Linked DNA regions of Homo sapiens: all the other regions are linked to region 1. The links are chromatin loops, found by intact Hi-C in ENCODE. Cell type or tissue: endothelial cell of umbilical vein. All regions are shown on one strand. Each heading gives the region's core, and the rest is flanking DNA. Links, peaks and the distances in the headings are about the cores only. Region 1 has its middle 17 kb from the start of LINC03108. Region 2 holds the start of LINC00184 (long intergenic non-protein coding RNA 184). Region 3 has its middle 22 kb from the start of LINC01348.

Region 1 (7,583 bases), core at 916-5,915:
CATCTCAAAAAAAAAAAAAAAAAAAAAAGAACACCCACAATTAAAGGAACAAGTTCTCCAACAAAGGATTCTCATAAGTTGTGGCCTGAGGGGAACAGAATAAAAAGCAACAAGGTGTCATGGAACTCAAGGAAAAGGGACCTTCATGAAGATGAAGGGAGAAGTCAGCTGTGCCTGGTGTTGGTTTTTCCTTTCTAGAACTAAAAGCCAGAATGATTGACAAGGCCCCCCAGTGATGGGGACCATGGTCCATTCACTCCCAGCAAACCTTGGGGAAGAGGATGCAGCGTGGAGGTAGCCTGTGGAGGAGGATGGAATCCTGCCTCCTGCCAGGGTCTGTCCCCAGCCATACTGTGGTGGTTTCATTGCAAATCACCAGGTCCTGGGTCTGACACTTTACTTTCCCTGTTCCTGCAGAGTGACGGTCACGCAAGCTGATCTGAACCTCCACTGGCTTCTCAGACTCAAACCAAGCACTTCTCTTCCTGGGATCACGAGTTCTATTCAGAGTGGGCCCTGGAGGCCTTCAAAGCTGGGCCCCAGGTTCTCACGGTGAACTAAACTTTCTCCGCAAACCCCCTTGGCCCCACACCTGGCTTATCTGGCTCCAGCCCTGAGCCACCCAGCACTGTCCCGATGTAAATACGTGTTCAGCAGAGACGCACAAGGACTGGCAAGGATGCCTCATACTAGTTGATCCTAAATCTAAAAGACTATGTTTTTGCTACATTCACTCACATGCATCACACACCTGTAGGCACACATGAACACATACATGCACACACGCACACATTTTCTTCCAGTTTAACTCATGCTACTTAGAGAACCAGCTAGAAGGTGAGCTTTCTCCTAGGCCCTCTCATTACAGATGAGGACACCCAGGCCCCAAGAAGCTCAGCGTTTCACCAACAACCCTTGGCAGTGACGGTGAGTGTGTCATGCTGAACCCCTCTCCCTCTCTCTCACCTCAGTGCTCCTTTTAACTTCCTCTCTTTATTTTATTTCTTGCCAATTCATGCCCTGCCTTCCCTCCAGAACTCAACCCTGAACCTTCTCCCACCGGCACAACCGTCTGTAACCAGCCCCTGCTAACTCCTCAGAACGAGTGGATGCCGGAGAATGTTGACTTCCTCCCAAGAAGAAAGTGAAGGAAGCAGAAACCTCCTGTCAGCCAGATCCCACCAGGACCCCTTCCCACAGACCCACTTGATGCTGCCTCTCACGGCAGCAGGGGAATGCTTGGTGGGGGTGGCTCTGCTTCTCATAGCAAAGAGAGAATTCTTGGAGGGCAGAGGCTGTCCTCAATATATTTTCCACCTGGTCCCCACCCTCTAACCGGTGTTCTGTTAGAAATGCGTGCACCACACATGTCTCTCAGAGGCCAGGCGGGCTTCAGGGCTACCAGGGCACCTGGATGGGCTCCACCCCATGCCCAGAACCTCAAGAGCTCTCTGTCCTGGAGGGAGTCCACTTCCTCCGAACTTCCCAGGAAGCCATCCAGCCCACTGACATCCATCAAAAACAAGCTCCCTGGGCAGGCTGTGCTTGGAGGAAGGATCCTCTAATGTAGCATCATCCCTATGGGGGAGACCTGAAGCAGACTGTTTTCAAAGTAGTTTTTCTATCAAGGCCTGGGCAAAATGCATTCATTAGAAAAATCAGAGGTGGAAGGAAGCTCATGAACTCATCAAGGTAAACAGAATCTGCAGTTGGTTTACAATCGTCTCTCTGATATCCCAGGAAAAATATATCTTACAGTTTATCTTAGGGATGCCATCAGAGAAAGGTATATATGTATAGGTGTGTGTGTGTGTGTGTGTGTGTGTGTGTATGTGTGTGTGTGTGTATATATATATGCATATATATGTGTATATATGTGCATATATATGTGTGTATATATAGGTATATATGTGAATATATAGGTATATATGTATATATAGATATATATGTGTATATATGTATATATAGATATATATGTATATATGTATATATAGATATATATGTATATATGTATATATAGATATATATGTATATATGTATATATAGATATATATGTATATATGTATATATAGGTATATATGTATATATAGATATATATGTATATATATGTATATATAGGTATATATGTATATATAGGTATATATGTATATATAGAGATATATGTATATATAGGTATATATGTATATATAGAGATATATGTATATATAGGTATATATGTATATATAGAGATATATGTATATATAGGTATATATGTATATATAGAGATATATGTATATATAGGTATATATGTATATATAGAGATATATGTATATATAGGTATATGTATATATAGGTATACGTGTATATATAGGTATATGTGTATATATAGGTATATGTGTATATATAGGTATATGTGTATATATAGGTATATGTGTATATATAGGTATATATGTGTATATATAGGTATATGGGTATATATAGGTATATATATGTGTATATAGGTATATGGGTATATATAGGTATATATATATGTATATATGTATATATATACGCACACACATAGATATACACCATATATCTGTGTATTAATCCTGTTTATATATAAATCATATATATGTATATACTATGTGTGTATGTATACATATGCATATATACAAATATACACCTGCTCATATACATATACACGCAAAGGCATATTTATGTGCTGTTTTTTTGTTTTGTGTTGTTTTGAGACGGAGTCTTGCTTTATCGCCCAGGCTGGAGTGCAATGGCGCCATCTCGGCTCAGTTTTTAATAGCAAAACATTGGAAACTTCTTAAATGCCCATCAGTAGGTGACAGTTTAAATCACAGGTCTGCAAGTGGGCCAGTGGGCCAAAACCCAGTCTAGGACCTATTTTGTGAATAAAGTTTTATTGGAACATAGCCACACCTGGTCATTTACGTCTTTGACCAATTTGGAGCTACAATAACAGAGTTGAGTGTTTGCAGCAATGACCATCTGACCCACAAAACCAAAAATATTTACTATCTGGCCATTTACAGGAAAAGTTTGTCGACGCCTAGGTTAAATTATGCTTCCTCTAAATGAAGCTATTAAACGATCCTGTAAGTCTGTAATTATGGCTACGAAAAGCCCATGATCTCTTAAAAAGTAAGAAAATTAGTTGGAAAATGTTAACACAATCCCATTTTTATCAAAGCAAAATGTATTCACCTGAACGTGCATACAAAAATGTGCATTGAAAACTATGTATCTTTCCTCTAGAAAGTTATGGGAGAAGGAAGATAATAGACGGTGTTTTTTCTTCCTTATATTTTCTTTTTGTGTTTGATTTTTAAATAATGAGTACACCTTAAAGTTCTTTTTATTGGGAGAAACAGTTGCTCACTTCCTCCACTCCCTAATAGCTGGTGAAAGGTGTCAGCTTTAGGAAGGGCTGTGTCAGGGAAATATCTTGGCTTCTGGGGTGTTGGGGCAACAAAGGGCCAGGAAAGACAGCCCCTCAGAGGAACAGACCCCAGTGACATCCTTGGGTGGGCCCCCGCCTGAGCAGCAACTTCTTCCAGCTCTGTCTCCCACTACAGCCTCTGCCCTTGGCATGGTCCAGAGCTGCGATGGCGAAAACTCATCACCAAGCATTGCCTCCGCTGCACCCAACCCAGCAGAAAAAGAGTCCAGAGAACATCCTGGTCCTGAGTCAGCCCCTGGCTTCAACCCACAGGACACCACAGGGCGCCACGGGACATGGCACAGCGCCAGATGCCAGGGATCCGAGGAGACAGAGCATGATGTCCAAACATGAATGGCTTATTTTTAGCAAAGTCCAGCCCTCACATCCTGGCCCTGCTCCAGGGTGAGCAACAACATTCCCTCTGACTCAGCTCCGCAAGCTGACTCGGTTTCAGAGGAACAAGGTAGTCTCTCCTTGCTGACGTTAGCGGCAGGCAGTCCTCCCCTTCAGGAAAAATCTGTACAGCAGTTCTGATTCCTTCTGGGACTGTGTGCTGGCTGCTTCCAGAAGAAACATAACTATTCCCTTCACAGTCTGGGCTTCGGAACTGGGTGCAGAAACTTCCACACTCCATCTCCTGGACTCCCATCTTCTAACCTTCCCGTGTGATTTCCAAGGAAACCAGATGGCTGCCTTCTCCCCCCTCTTCCTCTTCCTCCTGCACAATGAGCCGAGAGACCCAACCCTGCAGCTCTGGCCTGAAACTGGGGCCTGTTTCTCGGGGGTTTCTGTCTCTTCAATCAGTCCCCACACTGTGTCCAGCAGACTAGAGCAATGAAGGGAGGAATCATTTTCTTCCAGTAACGACACTAGAACCTATGTTCTGCTGTAATGAATGATACAGGTTTGCCAGGAAGACGTGTCATCAATGCCAATAAAACAAGGCAGAGTACAGATACCTCCAGAGATCTTGCCAGAGAGGCTCACAGCCCCGATAGGTTTGTGTATGTTTTGGGGTGGGGGAACATGAGAGAATGAGAGATTATTTTCCTTCTGGACGTTCTCAACATGCCTGAAATAGCAAGGACACAGCTGTCCCTCCCCAGTTGTCCCTGTGTGATTGGAATTGCAGGAGTCAGTTGTCTCAAAGCAAAGAAAGTGCAGAGCCTGCACGTATCCAGATCTTCCGAAAGACGAGGCCCTGTTCTCCTGGCCTGGCGCCTGGGTTTCTCATTTGCTCCTAGGTCTCTGGTATTGTGCCGCCTGCATCCCAGGCAACGCCAGCAACCCAAGCCCCGCTGAACAAGTCAAGACCTCTCTGGATGAGGTCAGGAGCTGGAGCTTCCCCTTATTTTGTTAGGAAGCACCATGCGTCAGCCTTTATTCACACCCTATAAAGTTGTAGCCTTTAAGGTTAGTCTCTTCCACACCTATAATTCTCCACCAGAGCAATTTGCTGCAGAGAAAGAGCCCTCCAGCAGGCAGTACCTGTGAGTCACGGCTTCTTCCTGGCCCCCGCCCGCCCTAAAGGAGTGGCTACTAACAGGCACCTTTGATCCTCAGGCTGCTCTGGGAGTTGGAAGAGTCGCGGAGGCTCACCTGTAGTCATAAGGTCAAGAGACTTGCCATGAGAAATAGTAACAGTAGCACCGCCTGGATCCCACCCCCGGTCTTCTCCTTTGGGCCTCTGTTCTTCCTCTAGGGGTTGGATCTTTCAGCTCTGCCATCTGCCTTTCATATCATCAGTTCTATTTTTGTTTTGTTTTTGTTTTTGTTTTTGTTTTTGTTTTTGAGATGAAGTCTTGCTCTTTTGCCCAGGCTGGAGTGCAGTGGCGTGATCTCGGCTCACTGCAACCTCTGCCTCCCGGGTTCAAGCAATTCTCCTGCCTTAGCCTCCCAAGTAGTTGGGACTACAGGCACCGCCAGGCTAATTTTTGTATTTTTGGTAGAGATCGGGTTTCACCATGTTGTCCAGGCTGGTCTTGAACTCCTGACCTCAAGTGATCCACCCGCCTCAGCCTCCCAAAGTGCTGGGGTTACAGGCGTGAGCCACCACGCCCAGCTTAGTTCTATTTTTGAGTGAACAACACTCTCCATTGGCAGGGAAAGGTCACCTTGGTATGTGGCCTCGCTTACGGAGTAGAGTTTCTCCAGGGCCTCTCCCAGGGCTGTTCAAATGACCCAGCACAACCCTTCAAGTGACTTCCCCTTCTCTAAGACTCAGTTTCCTTATCTGTCCAATGGTGGAATTGGAGTAAATATTTGCTAAGTTTCCATCCAGCTCTAATGTACTAAAAATCTATGAAAATCTGGATTTTCCCATTTCCAGACAAGCCTGGTACTACTCAACCTTAATCTACAGCCACCAGATGAAACCCGCTGCAGAGCCAACCCTGACACCAGCACCATGAGCTTCAGTTCACAAGCACCATTCTCACTGGAGCCCCACCAGACCTCGATGATGTGGACAGTGCCAGTTACGTGGACAGGCTGAGATGGGCGGATCACTTGACGTCAGGGATTCGAGACCAGCATGGCCAACATGGTGAAACCCTGTCTCTGGAGATGAGAAACACTTTGCCACATGCCAAATAGCAGCACTAATAATGTAGCAGCCCTGGGGCCCGAGCCTGGCCTCCTGACTCCGAGCCTGGTGCCCCACTTAGCAGCCCCACCTCTCCCCATGGGTGTCTACCTGGCTGGAAACGACACTGGCCAAAGGCAGAACCTCAACCTGCAGCCGTCAGTGGGCATTCAAGTGGACCTGCTAGGCTGGACAGAGAGAGCGGGAAAGGCAGGAAGGCCTGTTTCTTCCTCCATTTTGGCTGACACAGGCTCCTTAGCACCCGGCTGTCTGACCACCCTCAGATGAAGCTCTGTTCTCTCCATCCCTTTCCTCCTCCTCAGTCTCAGGGATCAGATGGGTGCGGGGCCCTGTTCTGGGGACACTGAGAGCTGTGCATTCAGGTCAGACGTGCACAGTTTAAAATTCACAGAGGAGGCCGAGTGTGGTGGCTCATGCCTGTAATCTCAGCACTTTGGGAGGCCAAGGCAGGCAGATCACCTGAGGTCAGGAGTTCGAGACCAGCCTGGCCAACATGGTGAAACCCTGTATCTGCTAAAAATACAAAAACTAGCCAGGCGTGGTGGCATGTACCTGTAATCCCAGCTACTTGGGAGGCTGGGGCAGGGGAATTGCTTGAATCCGGGAGGTGGACGGAGGTTGCAGTGAGCCGAGACCATGCCGCGGCACTCCAGCCTGGGTGACAAGAGCAAAACTCTGTCTCAAAACATAAAAAAATAAATAAATAAATAAAATTCAGAGAGGACCCTGGAGTCCCTTTCCCATAATCTCACCCCCACGCAAAAAGGGGCAAAGGAATCGTCATGGTGTAAACCATAGGTTGGGCTTCGACTGGGGACCTCCTCCAGCCCCTCAGCCACGTCAGAGTGGCCAGAACAGGGAGAAGGGAGCATTCTCTCCACCGCCCCCACGAGCCTGCGGTCTACTGAAGGTGACAGGAGATGTTTGGGGCGGGGGAAGGAAGGGAGGTATCTGTGTCTTGTCAGAGTTAGAAATTGCCCAGAACATTAGCAGGCCCCACCTAGCCTTCATCTACAGGCCCTTCGGCTTCTGCTGTGGCTCAAACTCGAAAAGACAACAGCCTTCTCAAAACATTTACATTCCTGCCAGGCAAAGATTCATGTGACTCTGAATCCCGAAGTACACAGGTTTTCATGGGAAGATTAAAAGAGAATTCCGATGATTTCATGACAAAGTAGCCAGTCTTGCCAAATGTCATTTAAAGAAAAAAACAAAAAAGAAGAAGAATCCTTACTTTGCTTGCTTGTATTTTCTTTTCTTTCTGGGATCCTGTATGTATCAGTTTTATAACTTCATTGACAACTTTCAACTGGAATTTAATTAAAAGAAAATAGAGGCCGGACGCGGTGGCTCATGCCTGTAATCCCAGCACTTTGGGGGGCTGAGGCAGGTGGATCACTTGAGGTCTGGAATTCGAGACCAGCCTGGCCAACATGGTGAAACCCTGTCTCTACTAAAAATATGAAAATGAGCCGGGCGTGGTGACCGGCACCTGTAATCTCAGCTATTCAGGAGGCTGAGGCAGAAGAATCGCTTGAACTCAGG
Region 2 (7,583 bases), core at 1,289-6,288, 370 kb before region 1:
TTCACTCACGAACTAGACTTGCTGTCTTAGTCTTTTGTGTCTGCTCTTTCTTTCATTCATTTACTCCATTTTTGGGGTAACTACTCTGTCCCAGGCACAGACACCTTAAATGGTCCTCTATTACCTATTCCAACCCTATACAGCTTTCAAAGCTCAGGTCAACTTCCAATCCATGAAGCCCAGGTCTCCCTTCTATCACAAGTCTTTTTCCTCTGAACTCCTGGGAAGCTTAGAGACATTGTCAAACATTTAGGACTTAAACATGTGACATGAGATTTCCTGACTGTGTCACGCATGCTCTCCAGTCTGACTTGTTTGAGTTTCTGCAAAGATCTTTACAGAAGATCTATCTTCTTACCACTCAGCTGCAGCTGGCATCGAGCCCTGGCTGGACTAGTCATGCTAACCCCTTGGTTATTAATCATCGCCATGATTTTTCATGTGTTTACTATAGTATGATCCAGGCGTTGACTATACTGGGCACTTTATGAGGTTGTTATTATCCTCCGTTTTTTACAGATGAGGAAAGTGAGGCTCAGAGGGGTTAAGTGACTTCTCCAGTTTTACATAGTTTGAAAGTGGCTGACTGAGAATTTGAATATAGGTCCGACATAATTCAAATATTGTGCTCTTGACCACTTAACTAAATTAACTCTACTTTCTGATTGATTCACATATGTTGAAATCTACTCATTCTCCTCCTAGTGTCATTATGTTTGTTTATTCTCTCCTTTATATTTTTAAGGCCTGCTGGTCTATCCTTTCCAGGATCTACACTTATGCTGGACCCACTAAGCTGTCCTAGAACATCATAGTAAATGTTCACCAGATATTAATTATTTGAGTGAGAATGGTTGTGAGCATTGGGTACTCCCCCAGCCAGTACCCTTCTCTCTTGCAGTAGTATATTTTGTAGATTAAATAAAACTCAAGATAAAAAAAACAAATTAATAAATGATCAATGGAAACAGAAATTTGGAACATAAAAGTATTATTTCAAAATGAACACATTATATGTAAAAGCTCACAACCAGGAATTTCTTCAGTTGGGTTTGCAGCAATGTTATGTCACTAATACTATATTTCTCTCTGTATGGCCAAACCTGTAAAGCCTCAATATCTGATTATGGAGCACATCTAGACTGTTAAAAAGCTTTCTATAATATTAATAAAATCAAATAATAAATAAAAATTAAATTGACTAATCATAGCAATTTCATTTTGAGAATGTTTTGTAGGCTGAAGGCAAATCCTTGAGATATTTTTGCAGGAGCGTCATTGCGAAACAGAATCTGCAGTAGAACTATGTCATCTTCTGGTTCTGAGTGTGCCCTCTCATTGCTGGCAGATGGCAAGTATTTATTTGCTTGCTAGCTCTTTAGTGGAACTGGTCTTCTGTTTCCACTGTCGCCTCGTGTGACACAAACTGCCACCTATCTCCCAAGGTTCTTTCTTTGTAACAGAACCCTAGTTTTTGGCTGGACTCATTTCCCCAGTGGTAGAGGCTGCTGGCTGGTCATGTCATGAGCCCAGGTCTTCTTCTTGGGCACAACCAGATGCCATTTCTCAGCCTCCCTTGCAGTTATATGCAGCTGTGTGTTTGAGTTCTGGCCGTTAGTGAGTGGAAGTGATGTGTCCCTTCTACTCACACTTCTGTAGTCCTGGCCTACAGAAACTCACAATGGTTCTCTATACTCTTTATCTTTCCACAGCTTAATGCAGTTAAGTAACAAGATCTTGGAAGACAAGTGTTGAAGGTGAAAGAGGCACAAGATAGAAGAAACCTGGGTCCTTAGATCCTTGCTTGGAGGAAAACCACCTGCCAATCCAGAACATCATTTTGGACTTCATGTGAGTGAGAAGTAATCCTGTATCATGTTTGAGCCATTAAGCGTATTTTGATTGCTTGTTCTGATAGCTGTAAGTATCTTACTGATGTAGACATCATAAGTGAGAGACCATGTTTCCTCACCTCCCCTGCTAAGTGTAACCATGTAACTAAATTCTGGCCAATGAGATGTAAGCAGAAGTGTTTTGTGTGACTTTGAAACAGGATGCTTCAAGGAAGCTGATTTGGACGGGATGGGAAAACTTCTGTTGTCTTTTGTTCCCTTTCTTTTATAGTTCAGCACTCAGACAAAATGTCAGGAATTGCTCTGGCCATCTTGCACTTCTGTGAATGGAAACCATTTTCTAAGACAATGGGGTAGGGTGATAGAGAAGACTAGGTTTCTGATGGATGTGGAGCTGTTGGGCCCATCTGGGACTCTTAACCCCATCCACAGTGCTTTTATATTGGAGGAATCTCTTGTTTAAGCCTCTATTTTATTTCTCATAGAGACACACGTTCTTTCTATAGGAGCAAAAGTGACCATTTTAAGATTTGAATCAAGTTATGCCACTTCTTGGCTATGAATCCCTTCCTGACTTCCAGTTTACCTTAGAATTGAATTTATATTTCTACCATGGTTTATGAAGCCCTGCTTGATTTGTCTCCTGCCTACCCCAATGACCCCACCACAATTACACTGGCCTGCCTTCTGTTCTGCTGTAGTGACTGATCATTCACCTCCATGAGGCCCTACTGAAGATGTTACCTTTTCAGGGAGGTTCTCTGACCTCCCACCTACAATGGGCTCTCCCAGCTTTCGTCTGTCTCACCACCGTGTTTACTTCCTACATGGCTCTGATCACAGTCTTTAATCATCTGGTTGATGTATTTATTCATTTGTTTGTCACTATCTCCCCAACTAAAATGTAAGCTCTGTGAGGCAAAGATGGTCTCCAGTACAACGCAGTGCCTGCTGCATAGGAAGCACTCATTACATTATGAAAAATACAGCAAACATGTATGTACATTTGAATATACATAAACACTAGATGTATGTGCATGTGTACACATATATAGTTGACCTGTGACTACTGCAGGAGTTGGGGGCGCTGACCCTCCATGCAGTCGAAAATCTGACTTTTAATATAACTTGGTTTTTGGATTTATAGTGTGTGGATTTCTTTTTAAAAATCTGGCCCTGATTATAAAGAGAGAAAAAGTGGAATTAAATTTAGCCATTATTAAGAATCCAACAAATCAAATATAAGTCACAGTGAATACTAAAATTTTGAGGTGAAAAAGAAAATTAGAACTGGAGATAGACATTATAGTGCCGTCCCAGAAAATGGCAGTATCTAGCCCATGAGAGAGTTTCTTTCATATTTTTTTCATTACATGTACTAAACATAGTGATTGCTTTTTATCTTTTTAAAAAAATCTAGGCCAGTCGCGGTGGCTCACGCCTGTAATCCCAGCACTTTGGGAGGCCAAGGTGGGCAGATCACAAGGTCATGAGATCGAGACCATCCTGGCTAACACGGTGAAAACCCATCTCTACTAAAAATACAAAAAATTAGCCAGGCATGGTGTCAGGCACCTGTAGTTCCAGCTACTCAGGAGGTTAAGGCAGCACAATGGCGTGAACCCGGGAGGTGGAACTTGCAGTGAGCCGAGATCACGCCACTGCACTCCAGCCTAGACAATAGAACAAGACTCTGTCTCAAAAAAAGAGAGAGAAAAAAATATCTAAATGATTATTTGCTCTCTGTTCAAAAATCACTCAGCCAAATAGAATTTCCTGCTGAAGAAAATTATGACATAAAAATTTTAAAATTACCCCACCACTTTTTTTTGTTTGTTTTTTATCTCTGTCAGTTTGTTACCTTTATTCCTGAAAGAAGGACTCAAGACTCATGTGATACTCTAAAATAGATATTAATAGGAAATGTTCCTAGACAATGTGGGTTTGCAAGAGAAACAAAGAATTTATTGTTGACTTGATTACTAGCTCAAAGTAATCAGAAATTCCATGAAAGACACTGAAAGTTGACCTCTTTTAAAACTACTTTCAAAAGCGGAGGTTGATTTGTATTTCTTAATCAGCATCTCAGAACAATGTACATTCTTTTTGTATAGTGTCATGGGCATCTGGGACTTTGGCTTGATCAACATCCACTTCCTCCTGTGATACCAAGACCCTAGTTTTCTTTTAAAGAACCACCCCTCCCTGACTCTCAGTCTTTGTTTTCTGGTGGGGTTGACTCTTACCCCTAACCCCAGGGGTGGGGCATGTGGTCCAAGTCTGGCCAATGAGAATTTTAACCATGCTGGTGATTCAAGAATGAGTATATGTTACATGCTGAGCTTATCAGAACCAACATTGTCAGCCACAGGGGTTATGCTAGAAGTATTGGAAAGGATAAATTCTCTTCTGGGGTGGTTAAACCAATAGAAAATTAGCCTGGAGCTTCTGGTGGACATCTTGTCAAAAAAATAGTGATTGCCTGCTTGAGAATGAAATCAAGAGAGAAGAAGGCAAAGCTAAAGCCTGGAGAATATTCCTGAAGACATTTTTCAAGGATCTGGAACCACCCTTGAACTTTTTTTTTTCTTTTTTTTAGAGACAGGGTCTTGTTCTGTTGCCTAAGCTGGAGTGCATTGGTGCAATCATGGCTCACTGCAGCCTCAACTCCTAGTCTCAAATGATTCTCCTTCCTCAGCCTCCCAAGTAGCTGGGACTACAGGCATGTGCCACTGTGCCCAGTGATTTTTTTTTTTTTTTTTTTTTTTGTAGAGATGAGGTCATGTTATGTTGCCCAGGCTGGTCTTGAACTCCTGGCCTCAAGTGATCTTCCCACCTTGGTCTCCCAAAGTAACTGAATTACATGCATGAGCCACTGTGTTTAGCCTGAGCATTTTCAGGTACATAAACAAATATATTGCCCTTATTTGAGTTTCATCACTTGAAACTAAGAATCTTGACTATACACTTAATTGGTTACTAAATGAATTAGGATATAAAGATTTTTTTAAATTAGTTTGCTACAAAATTTTCTGTAATTGGAAGAAAGATGGCCATTCCTCCCCAAAGGAGCTCTTACAACTTGAATTCTTTCATCAGAAAATGCAGTTTCCTTTTGCCTATACACAATCTAAAGATTTTTTAATATACTTCTTTAGTTGCCTAAATGTTCTTTATATGTTTGTCTTGTCCTTGCAGTTCATATTAGATATTATGTTACCAATGAGCAGGGACTATGATGAATGTGTCTTTAGAACACCCAATGAAGTGCCACTTGCCACAAGAAGCTAAGTCACAATCTGATGGCCAGAGGAGGCAATCATTCTTCCTACAGTTTTGTGCATAAACCTTCCTGCCTCTCTGCTGGGGACCACCTATGGGGAAAGGAAAACTTCTCTCTCATGGCTCTCCTTTCCCAGGAAAACTTTAGCTCCTGTTGAGACCAACACCTTCCCTGGAGAATGCAGAGTGAAGGGATTAGGCCCATCACAATTTTCCATTCATGATGTTGGGTCAAGCAAGGCATCACACAGAATGAATAGAAACAGAAACAGCCCCACATGTGAAGTAGGAGCCATGCTGGAATGAACAAGGGCCACGGTATGGGTGAGTTACACGGTACAGAGCACAGGGGCTGACTGCTTTGTGCTCTTCCAGGTGGGATCATTACTTGCCAGCCTTCCAGCTGATGCCAGTGGCAACAGCACGACAGGCTGAACTGGATTCTTTATGACTATGTATTCATTAGGGGGAAAAAGCACTTCCAATGCAAATGATTGAAATGGAAACAAGATGTGCACTCTGCTGCCTAAATGAAAGCTCTACCAGGTAGGCCATTCAAACTCAATTAAGAGTAGCAAAACAGGATCTATCAGGACAGTGGCTGTAACCCCTGTCACAGAGAATGGACAGTGAGCGGTCCAAATGGATTGGGGGGCATGAATGGCACCTGACTTACAGCAGGAGCTCAGCACTTTTACTCTCTTTGCCGCTTCACTGGAACCAGGAGAAAAAGACATTAGGATGAAGGATAATGTGTGATACACACATAAAGATGAAAGCGAGAGGGACACATGCAATGTCACTTATTGGAAGGACCACTTTAGGCTGCTCTGTCCTCTCTCCCCTGAAAACATGTTCCACATTGTTTTAACCATCTGTGGCCCACTCTGGAGCTCAAGGAACCCTGGCCTTTCTGCTTTATTGTGAGCACAGCCATATGAAACTGCAATCTGGCAGCTGAAGGGGAAAGTACTTTTACTGTCTCTGCTGAGAAAGGGTTTGGATGAATCGAATCCCCTGTTATGCGTGAAATTGTACCCTCTAGAAAGCTCTGTTGATGACCCAACCCACGGTACCTGTGAATGTGACCTTATTTGAAAATATGGTCTTATAAATGTAATCAAGCAAAGATGAGATGATACTGAATTAGGGTGGGCCTCCACCAACATGACTGGTGTCCTTATGAGAAGCAAGGAAGAGACATAAGGAGAACATGGTGTGACAATTGAGACAGAGATTGGAGTGATGCATCTACAAGCCAAGAAATGTCAAGGGCCGTGAGCCACACCAGAAGCTAAGAGAAAGGCATGGGACTGACCCTCCCCTAGAGCCATCAGAAAGAGCCTGACCCTGGCGGCACCTTGCTTTTGGACTTCTAGACTCCAGAATTATGAGAATAAATTTGTGTTGCTTTAAGCCACTCAGTTTGTGGTAATTTGTTATGACAGTTCTAAGAAACTAATCCACCCTGCTAAAGAGTAAATGTCTGATGCAAAACTCACTACATGGATGAAAAGGCTGAGATATTCCGAAGAGTCATAATGAACTGTGCCGTCATCTACAAAGGAAGTGCAGCACTGCAACAACTCAAGATAGATTCTGGAGACGTGGCAGGACAGACGTGCCTACCAGACTAGGAGCACTTTCAGGACAGCGTCATGCCTTGTTCTCCTCCACATCCCTCCGTGCCTGAAAATCAGAAATGCTCAATTAAATGTTGAAAATGTCAATAAATTCATAGGAAAACGATCTCAGATAAGTCAATAACGTTATGTTATTTTATTTTATTTTTGAAATGGAGTCTTGCTTTGTCACCCAGGCTGGAGTGTAGTGGCACGATCTCAGCTCATTGCAACCTCTGCCTCCCAGGTTCAAGCGATTCTCCTGCCTCGGCCCCCTGAGTAGCTAGGATTATAGGCATGCACCACCACGTCCAGCTAATTTTTGTATTTTTAGTGGAGACGGAGTTTCACCATGTTGGTCAGGCTGGTCTCGAACTCCTGACCTCGTGATCCACCCACCTCGGCTTCCCAAATTGCTGGGCTTACAGGTGTGAGCCACCGCACCCAGCCATGATTAACCTTATTTTATGATGTCATGTAAGTCCTTACCACCACCTTCCATGAAGACGTAACTGACAAAGACATCTGATTTGATGCTTTCATTGGAGAAACCCACCCTTGGCCATTGAAGAGCACAACTTTGGGTTTCTTTGAGATTTAATCTGGTCCTTGGATTCCCAAATGGCAGACGTGGCCAGTAACAGCTTTTTACAAATCTTCAAATCCCACTGACACTGGGATTCTGCCCCTCAGACGTGGCTGTGGTTTTTTCACTGGCAGGGCAGGATATGTTACTCTCCGCTTAACATCGGCCCACTCACAGTGTTAGTTAGCCTGCTGTTTCATACATGAATCCATCTGAAATGCCTCCGAGTCTCCAGGTGAA
Region 3 (7,583 bases), core at 1,741-6,740, 51 kb after region 1:
TCTCTGCTAAAAATACAAAATTAGCCAGGCATGGTGGTGCACACCCGTAATCCCAGCTACTCTGAGGCAGGAGAATCACTTGAACCCGGGAGACAGAGGCTGCAGTGAGCTGAGATAGCGCCATTGCACTCCACCCTGGGCAAAAAGAGTGAAACTCGGTTTCAAAAAAAAAAAGTGCCTGGGACCTGTTGTTAGGGGTTAAACTATGCTCCCCGCTCCAAAAAATTCATACGTTGAAGTCCTTACCCCCAGTACTTAACAATGTGAGTATATTTGGAAACAGGGTCTTTAAAAGGGTAGTTTTAAGATTTAGTGAGTAGTTAAGATTTAGTGAGGTCATTACTGTGGGTCCTAATACAATTTGACTGACATAAGAAAAGGAAATTATGACACAGACAGCCAGTCGCAGTGTCTCACGCCTGTAATCCCAGCACTTTGGGAAGCCAAGGCAGGCAAATCACGAGGTCAGTAGTTCGAGACCACCCTGGCCAACATGGCGAAACCCCGTCTCTACTAAAAATACAAAAATTAGCTGGGCGTGGTGGCGGGCACCTGTAATCCCAGCTACTCAGGAGGCTGAGGCAGGAGAATCGCTTGAACCCAGGAGACGGAGGTTGCAGTGAGCAGAGATCACACCACTGCACTCCAGCCTGGGAGACAGAGCGAGACTCTGTCTCAAAAAAAAAAAAAAAAAAAAAGACACAGACACACACAGGGGACAACCACATGAGGACACAGGGAGAACAGGACCATCCGCAAGCCAAGGAGAGAGGCTGCAGGGGGAGCTGATCCTGCTGACACCTTGATCTTGGACTTCCAGTCCCCAGGAATAGGAGAGACTCAGTTTCTGTTATTTAAGCCCCCTAGTCTGTGGTACTTTGTTACAGCAACCCTTGCAGGGAACAGTCTTCAGGCTGATAATCCTAGAGAAAGCTTGGCCCCCAAGGCTGTCCCAAATCTTCCCCAGTTCCCCCCAGGACTATCCATGTAAGAGAGACTTAGGCTCACTCATCTGAGCCAGTGACATTATGGACCCAAGAATCAAAAATAAGATGAGTTGGGAGTGAGTACGAGAAGACACAAATTTTCTTTCAAGTCATTGGTGCGGGTTTGGGAGTGGCAAAACGGGGGATGGAACTGTTTTAGTAAAGAAAAAAATAATCAAGCCATGCTGGTAGATCCCTAAACAATCTCGGCCTGTGATGACTTTGTCATTTTGAATGATATCTTTACTGATATTTGTCAGTTTCTTCTATGAACTGCAGTTTTCACAGGTAACCCTGTGAACAAATGGGTTTCCTGTGAACCAGCACGCCCACATCTTTAGAATGTAGCCAGGTCTTCTGATTTTTCATTCCCTATTTTGGCAGTCAACAGACAGGCCACTTGTCTTCGCTGCTAAGGTGGAAGAAGTAGATAAAAGGATTTATTATCTGAACATTCCGGAACCTTCCAAACAAATCTGTTTTTTATCCCCCTCTAAAAGCTGGGCCACATTTTGCAAGATGAGAAGTACATTTTCTTTCTAAACCAGCTTGTCCATCTCTGCTTGGTTTACACAAGCATTGACTCCTTATTGAATGACGATCTACTAACCCACAGAGTAGGAGATTGCTATATCAGCACAGCAGTTGCACGCTGAAAATCCAGAGGATGAAGTGAGTTTGCATCATTCATCACTAGCATTCCGTGGTCACGTTGCAGCATCTCCATCACCAGCCACCCACTGGCAGGTCCTTGGGCTGTGTGAGAAGGGGACGAGATCAGCGTCCAGGGTAGAGCCCAGAGGGAACCACAGGCAGCCCCTCTGCTCACAAGAGGGGCCCATGCTCCCCACAAATGAGGCACCCCGTGGCTGGGGCACCAGGCTCATCAGGCAGATTTCAGCCCTCACAGTTTGCACAGCCTTAGAGCCCACACAGCCCTGGACAGCATCAACCACTATGAACTCCACAGCAAAGGTAGCAGAGTGTTCAAAGTGATGCTTTGGGTTCCAAGCTACTTTCAATGGGACGGGAAATAGTCTAGAACCTGATCCACAACCTGTGAGCCTTCTCACCATCCCCACCAAAAAATATAAAGAGTGGGCCAGTTGAGAGACATGATTTTGAAGAGAAGATTGCCTGAGGGGTGTCTCTGTGGAGAAAGCTGTGCTTCCTGAAGGGAAGTGGGGGCCTCCCCTCACCTCAAATTCGTGGGTTTCCACAAAGCTTCTCAGAGAGCTCACCCTGGGATTCCCTCTCACTGATGGCAGAGAAGGCCAGAGCCCTTACCATCCAGGAAATCCAGACGGTGGGTGTCAGGCTGCAGGAGGCTGATGAAAGCCCCAACCGTGTCAGGCCTAACCCCTGGAGCCTATAAATGTGGCCTTATTTGGAAAGAGGGTCTTTGCCAATGTGATTAAATGAAGGATCTCTGGATGGGGAGATTATCCGGGATTAGCCCTAAATGAGATTACATGAACCCTAAATGCAGTTAGCCATTTCCCTACAAGAGAGGGGTAAAGGGAGGTTTGCCCAATGCAGAGGAGACGGTGATGTGACGCAGAGGTGGGGACTGAGTGATGCGGCCACAGGCCAAAGGTTGTCGGCAGACACCACGAGCCGGAATCAGCAAGCTGGGGATTCTCTCGACAGCCGCGGAAGGAGCAGGGCTGTGCCCACACCTTGATTTCAGCCCCCTGATCGTGGTTTTAGACTTCCGTCCTCCAGGACTGTGAAAGAATAAATTTCTGTGTTAAGCATCGTAATTTGTCGTAATTTGTTAGAGAACCACAGGGAACTAATGTACAGGATGACTACTGCCTGCTTTTTAAATTATTTTATTTATTTATTTATTTATTTATGAGACAGAGTTTCACTCTTGTTGCCCATGCTGGAGTGCAATGGCACAATCTCGGCTCACTGCAACCTCTGCCTCCTGGGTTCAGGCAATTCTCCTGCCTCAGCCTCCTGGGTTCGAGCAATTCTCCTGCCTCAGCCTCCCAAGTAGTTGGGATTACAGGCATGTGCCACCACACCCAGCTAATATTGTATTTTAGTAGAGATGGAGTTTCACCATGTTGATCACGCTGGTCTCGAAATCCTGACCTTAGGTGATCCACAAGCCTCAGCCTCCCAAAGTGCTGGGATTTTGGGCATGAGCCACCACACCTGGTCCTGCCTGGTTTTTTTAAATAAATTTTTGTGTGTGTGGACTGGGCACAGTGGCTCAAGGCTGTAATCTCAGCACTTTGGGAGGCAGAGGCAGGCTGATCACTTGAGGTCAGGAGTTCAAGACCAGCCTGGCCAACATGGCAAAACCCCATCTCCACTAAAAGTACAAAAATTAGCTGGGCATGGTGGCGTATGCCTGTAATCCCAGCTACTCAGGAGGCTGAGGTAAGAGGATTGCTTGAACCCAGGAGGTGGAGGTTGCAGTGAGCTGAGATCGCACCGCTGTACTCCAGCCTGGGCAACAGAGTGAGACTCCGTCTCAAAAATAATAATATTTATTTTTGTAATGACATGGGGTCTCACTATGTTGCTGATCTTGAACTCTCGGCCTCAAGTGATCCTCCCTCCTCAGCTTCCCGAAGTGCTGGGTTTACAGGAGTGAGCCACCATGTCTGGCCCTGCCTGCTTTGATGCCAGAACCAGGAGCATGCAGTGGGTTGGGGTTGGCCTCCCTCCCAGAGCTTGCGGGGGCAAGCCACACAAGAGGGTCAGAACCAGCTGAAGCCACACAGAGAGGTAACCAGCATGAGGTCTGCTAGGGGCCTGACCTATAAGACCACCTGGAGGGGCAGAAACCCTAGCAGCAAAAAGCTCGAGGTAAACCCAAGGGACCAAAGCAAAGAGTCTCAAATGATCACCAATAAGAGACTCCAGGAAGTGCAGACCCACATGGGAGCCCCGGCAGGAGAGAGGGCAGCTTTCAACCACAGCCAGACCCAAAGGATGCACAGCAAGCTGCCCATGCACCTACTCGGGTGAGAGCTGTCCTGGGCCCTAAAACCCCTCACCCAGCTCCAACCTTGGGAGAAGGGGCACAAGGAGCCACAGGAAAGGACAGAAGCCAGCCTCATCCCTTTCCCATGCAGACTTCCAGCCCTAAGCAGCCTCAGCTGGAGCAAGAAGAATGGTTTGAAGTTTTGACTAATATCTTGGCCTGGACATTGAAATTCCAAATGGAGACTGGTTTTTTTTGTTTGTTTTGTTTTGTTTTGTTTTGTTTCCATTTAAAGCAACCATCAGACAGACTATTTCCTAAGAGGAGCAGAAAAGTCCAAGCCTGCCAGGGTCTGGGAACATGAATCCGGCTGAATAAACTTCAGAGGGGCAGCACAGGACAAAAGCTAAAGTCGCCTTCCAATTGCATTGCAAGCTGTGCTCGTTCCACACACCGGTTGCACACAGGCTGGTGAAAACATCTTCAGTGGAACTGAGAGGAGCCAAGTTCCCGTGAAAGGAAAACATGCAAATCTGTTTTCAGTATCACTTTTAAGCTTCCTGAGTGGAGTCTTTGGCCTGGAATGACTCGCATTGACGTCAGCCCGAGGCAGCCATATCGCAGCAGCTGCCATCCCTTCCTCACCCGCGGCCTCCGGGGCAGAAGACACACTGGTTTTGTTTCATGGGAGATTAAAAACAGTTGCTGCTGTATCCATAATTCACAACCCCTGTGATCACCGGGGCCAGGAATACTGAGCAAAAAGCACAAGGCGTCCACATTAAAACCAAGGGCAGCCGGGCGCAGTGGCTCACCCCTGTAATCCCAGCACTTTGGGAGGCCAAGGCGGGCGGATCGCCTGAAGTCAGGAGTTCAAGACTGGCCTGGTCAACATGACGAAAACCCTGCCTCTACTAAAAATACAAAAAAATTAGCTGGGCGTGGTGGCTCATGTCTTTAGTCCCAGCTACTTGGGAGGCTGAAACACAAGAATCGCTTGAACCCAGGAAGCGGAGGTTGCAGTGAGCCGACATCATGCCATTGCACTCTGGCTTAGGTGACAGAGTGAGACTCTGTCTCCAAAAAAAAAAAAAAAAAAAAAAAAACACCAGGCCTGGTGCGGTGGCTCATGCCTGTAATCCCAGCATTTTGGGAGGCCGAGGCAGGCAGATCACCTGAGATCAGGAGTTCAAGACCAGCTTGGCCAACATGGCAAAACCTATCTCTACTAAAAGTACAAAAATTAGCTGGGCGTGGTGGTGGTGGGTGCCTATAATTCCAGCTACTCAGGAGGCTGAGGCAGGAGAATCGCTTGAACCCAGGAGGCGGAGGTTGCAGTGAGCCAAGATCGCGCCACTACACTCCAGCCTGGGCGACAAGAGCGAGACTCTGTCTGAAAAAAAAAAAAAAACAAGGGGAGACCCATAAAAAAGATGCCAGAGATGGGGATCATGGTCAGCTGGGACCCCGCCCAGGGCACTACACGCTTGCTGGTTCTCCTGAGCCTCAAGGCGATGGGATCTACACCACACATCTGAGGCTCTGATAAACTGCTGGAAACATGGGCTTATGCATGATGCTGCTTTGTTTTACGGCACTCTGTGAGGGAGACAGGGCAGGTACCCCACAGCCCGGAATGGACTCCTCTTGCCTCTGGTCTCCTACCAGAGCAGCAGTCCCCCAGGAGGAGAAAACAAGCTCCTTCCCAGGGCTGCACTGGGGCTGGTGGCAATGGTGGCAGTGTCGATGGTCATGTGGCCTGCCTTGCACTGGTGGCCAGGACCCTGACTCTACTTTGAATCTTCTGGTTCCTTCCAGCATCCAGGACAAGGCCCTGGCAGTAAAGCCCAGCTCCACACGGCTCCTGCAGCATGGAGCTGGTTCTCCTCCAAAAGTCCTGAGAGATGTATCATTTATCAAGCTGGTAGATAATTCTGCCCCTTTCTGTAGTGCCTCTCAGACATATCCCATAGGTAATTGTTGCTTGAAGCCTCTATTAAAATGTGAGGCGACAGAAGCCAGTAGACTGTGTATCCCTTTCCTTCGTTTACTCTCAGGTTAAAATGGTCTTTCTGACTAAGCCAGTGATTGGGGCATAAGGGAAGGAATGTGAGTGTGGGGAAAGGGAGGTGGGGGAGAGGGCTGGTGTGCACTGCTGCACTCCCTGTGGTTTTGAGATCCTTCAAATAGAAGCTGTGAATATGTGGCTGGGTGCAGCGGCTCATGCCTGTAATCCCAGCGCTTTGGGAGGCCGAGGCGGGCGGATCACTTGAGGTCAGCAGTTCAAGACCAGACTGGCCAACATGGTGAAACCCTGTCTCTACTAAAAGTACAAAAATTAGGTGTGGTGGCGGGTGCTTGTGATCCCAGCTACTCGGGAGGCCGAGGCAGGAGATTTGCTTAAACCCAGGAGACGGTGTTGCAGTCAGCCGAGATCACACCACTGCATTCCAGCCTGGGCAACAGAGCGAGAGACTTTGTCTCAAAAAAAAAAAAAAAAAAAGCCAGGTACAGTAGCTCACGCCTGCAATCCTAGCACTTTAGGAGGCCAAGGCGAGTGGATCACCTGAGGTCAGGAATTCGAGACCAGCCTGGCCAACGTGGCGAAACTCCGTCTCTAGTAAAAATACAAAAATTAGGCTGGGCGCGGTGGCTCATGCCTGTAATCCCAGCACTTTGGGAGTCCGAGGCGGGCGGATCACGAGGTCAGGAGATCGAGACCATCCTGGCTAACACGGTGAAACCCCGTCTCTACTAAAAATACAAAAAAAAATTAGCCAGGCACAGTGGCGGGCGCCTGTAGTCCCAGCTATTCTGGAGGCTGAGGCAGGAGAATGGCGTGAACCTGGGAGGTAGAGCTTGCAGTGAGCCGAGATCGCGCCACTGCACTCCAGCCTGGGCGACAGAGTAAGACTCCGTCTCTAAAAAAAAAAAAATATATTAGCTGGACGTGTTGGCATGCACCTGTAATCCCAGCTACTCAGGAGGCTGAGGCAGGAGAATGGCCTGAACCCAGGGGGGCGGAGGCTGCAGTGAGCCTAGATCATGCCATTGCACTCCAGTCTGGGCGACAAGAGTGAAACTCCATCTTAAAAAAAATAAAAAAATAGAAGCTGTAAACATATGGCTGTGCCTCAGGACTGCCCGGCTTCAGCACTGCTCTGAAGTCAGGGCCGGCAGAGAGCAGAGCTTACTACCAGAGGACGTGAGTGTGAATCCTGCAGCTGGCTGCACCACTTGTCTGAGCGGGACACCAAGCCCAGCTCTGGCTACTGCCACTGCTTCTCCCTAGGGGCCTGCCCCAAGCCCCACTCCTGGGCTGAGGTCTGGCCCCTCCCCTCCCCTTGCTAATCATAGTGCCCTGTCATAGGTGATGTCATTTCCCAGTACACTGAGAAACGCGAGGGTGGGAGCTTTGGCCTGTCCAAATCCCAGCACCCATCACATAAAATGCAAAATGAAACACACCAACCACAGATAAAGTCCAGATGGTATTCTTATTGCTGGCATTGCAATATCAGTAAGTATCAGCAAGTAACGATCATTCCCCACACCTCCCTTTCTTGGGTCTAAGGAAAACTTGTAAGGTTGTGTGGATCCACGTCGAGGACTGTCTGCTTGGAGGTGGGAGACTCTTCTGGGGAAAGGCAGAT

The links. Hi-C counts contacts between places; a loop is a spot of excess contacts. Peaks named below come from ENCODE experiments on the same cell type or tissue, not always from the same donor. Only the 100,000 strongest peaks of a DNase experiment are listed, where the experiment ranks them.
Region 2: a loop joins it to region 1, with 12 times the contacts of the local background. A loop is called at or near these places in 2 of 110 quality-filtered maps.
Region 3: a loop joins it to region 1, with 5 times the contacts of the local background. A loop is called at or near these places in 24 of 110 quality-filtered maps.

What each region holds. Positions count from the first base shown.
Region 1 is chr1:234,993,677-235,001,259 of GRCh38, forward strand. No RefSeq gene overlaps it. Among named protein-coding and RNA genes, the nearest start is that of LINC03108, 17 kb to the left of the region's middle. RefSeq lists an enhancer at 4,261-5,460. In endothelial cell of umbilical vein, for the core only: no CTCF peak of the experiment used is centred there; DNase peaks (open chromatin) are centred at 3,815 and 4,765; H3K27ac peaks cover 3,014 bases.
Region 2 is chr1:234,627,897-234,635,479 of GRCh38, forward strand. LINC00184 (long intergenic non-protein coding RNA 184) reads left to right here and starts at 1,415. Exons shown (of 2, transcript NR_033927.1): 1 at 1,415-1,851; 2 at 5,052-6,884. In endothelial cell of umbilical vein, for the core only: no CTCF peak of the experiment used is centred there; a DNase peak (open chromatin) is centred at 4,035; H3K27ac peaks cover 2,614 bases.
Region 3 is chr1:235,043,797-235,051,379 of GRCh38, forward strand. No RefSeq gene overlaps it. Among named protein-coding and RNA genes, the nearest start is that of LINC01348, 22 kb to the right of the region's middle. RefSeq lists enhancers at 3,583-3,632, 4,346-4,640, 7,198-7,267. In endothelial cell of umbilical vein, for the core only: no CTCF peak of the experiment used is centred there; a DNase peak (open chromatin) is centred at 4,385; H3K27ac peaks cover 1,613 bases.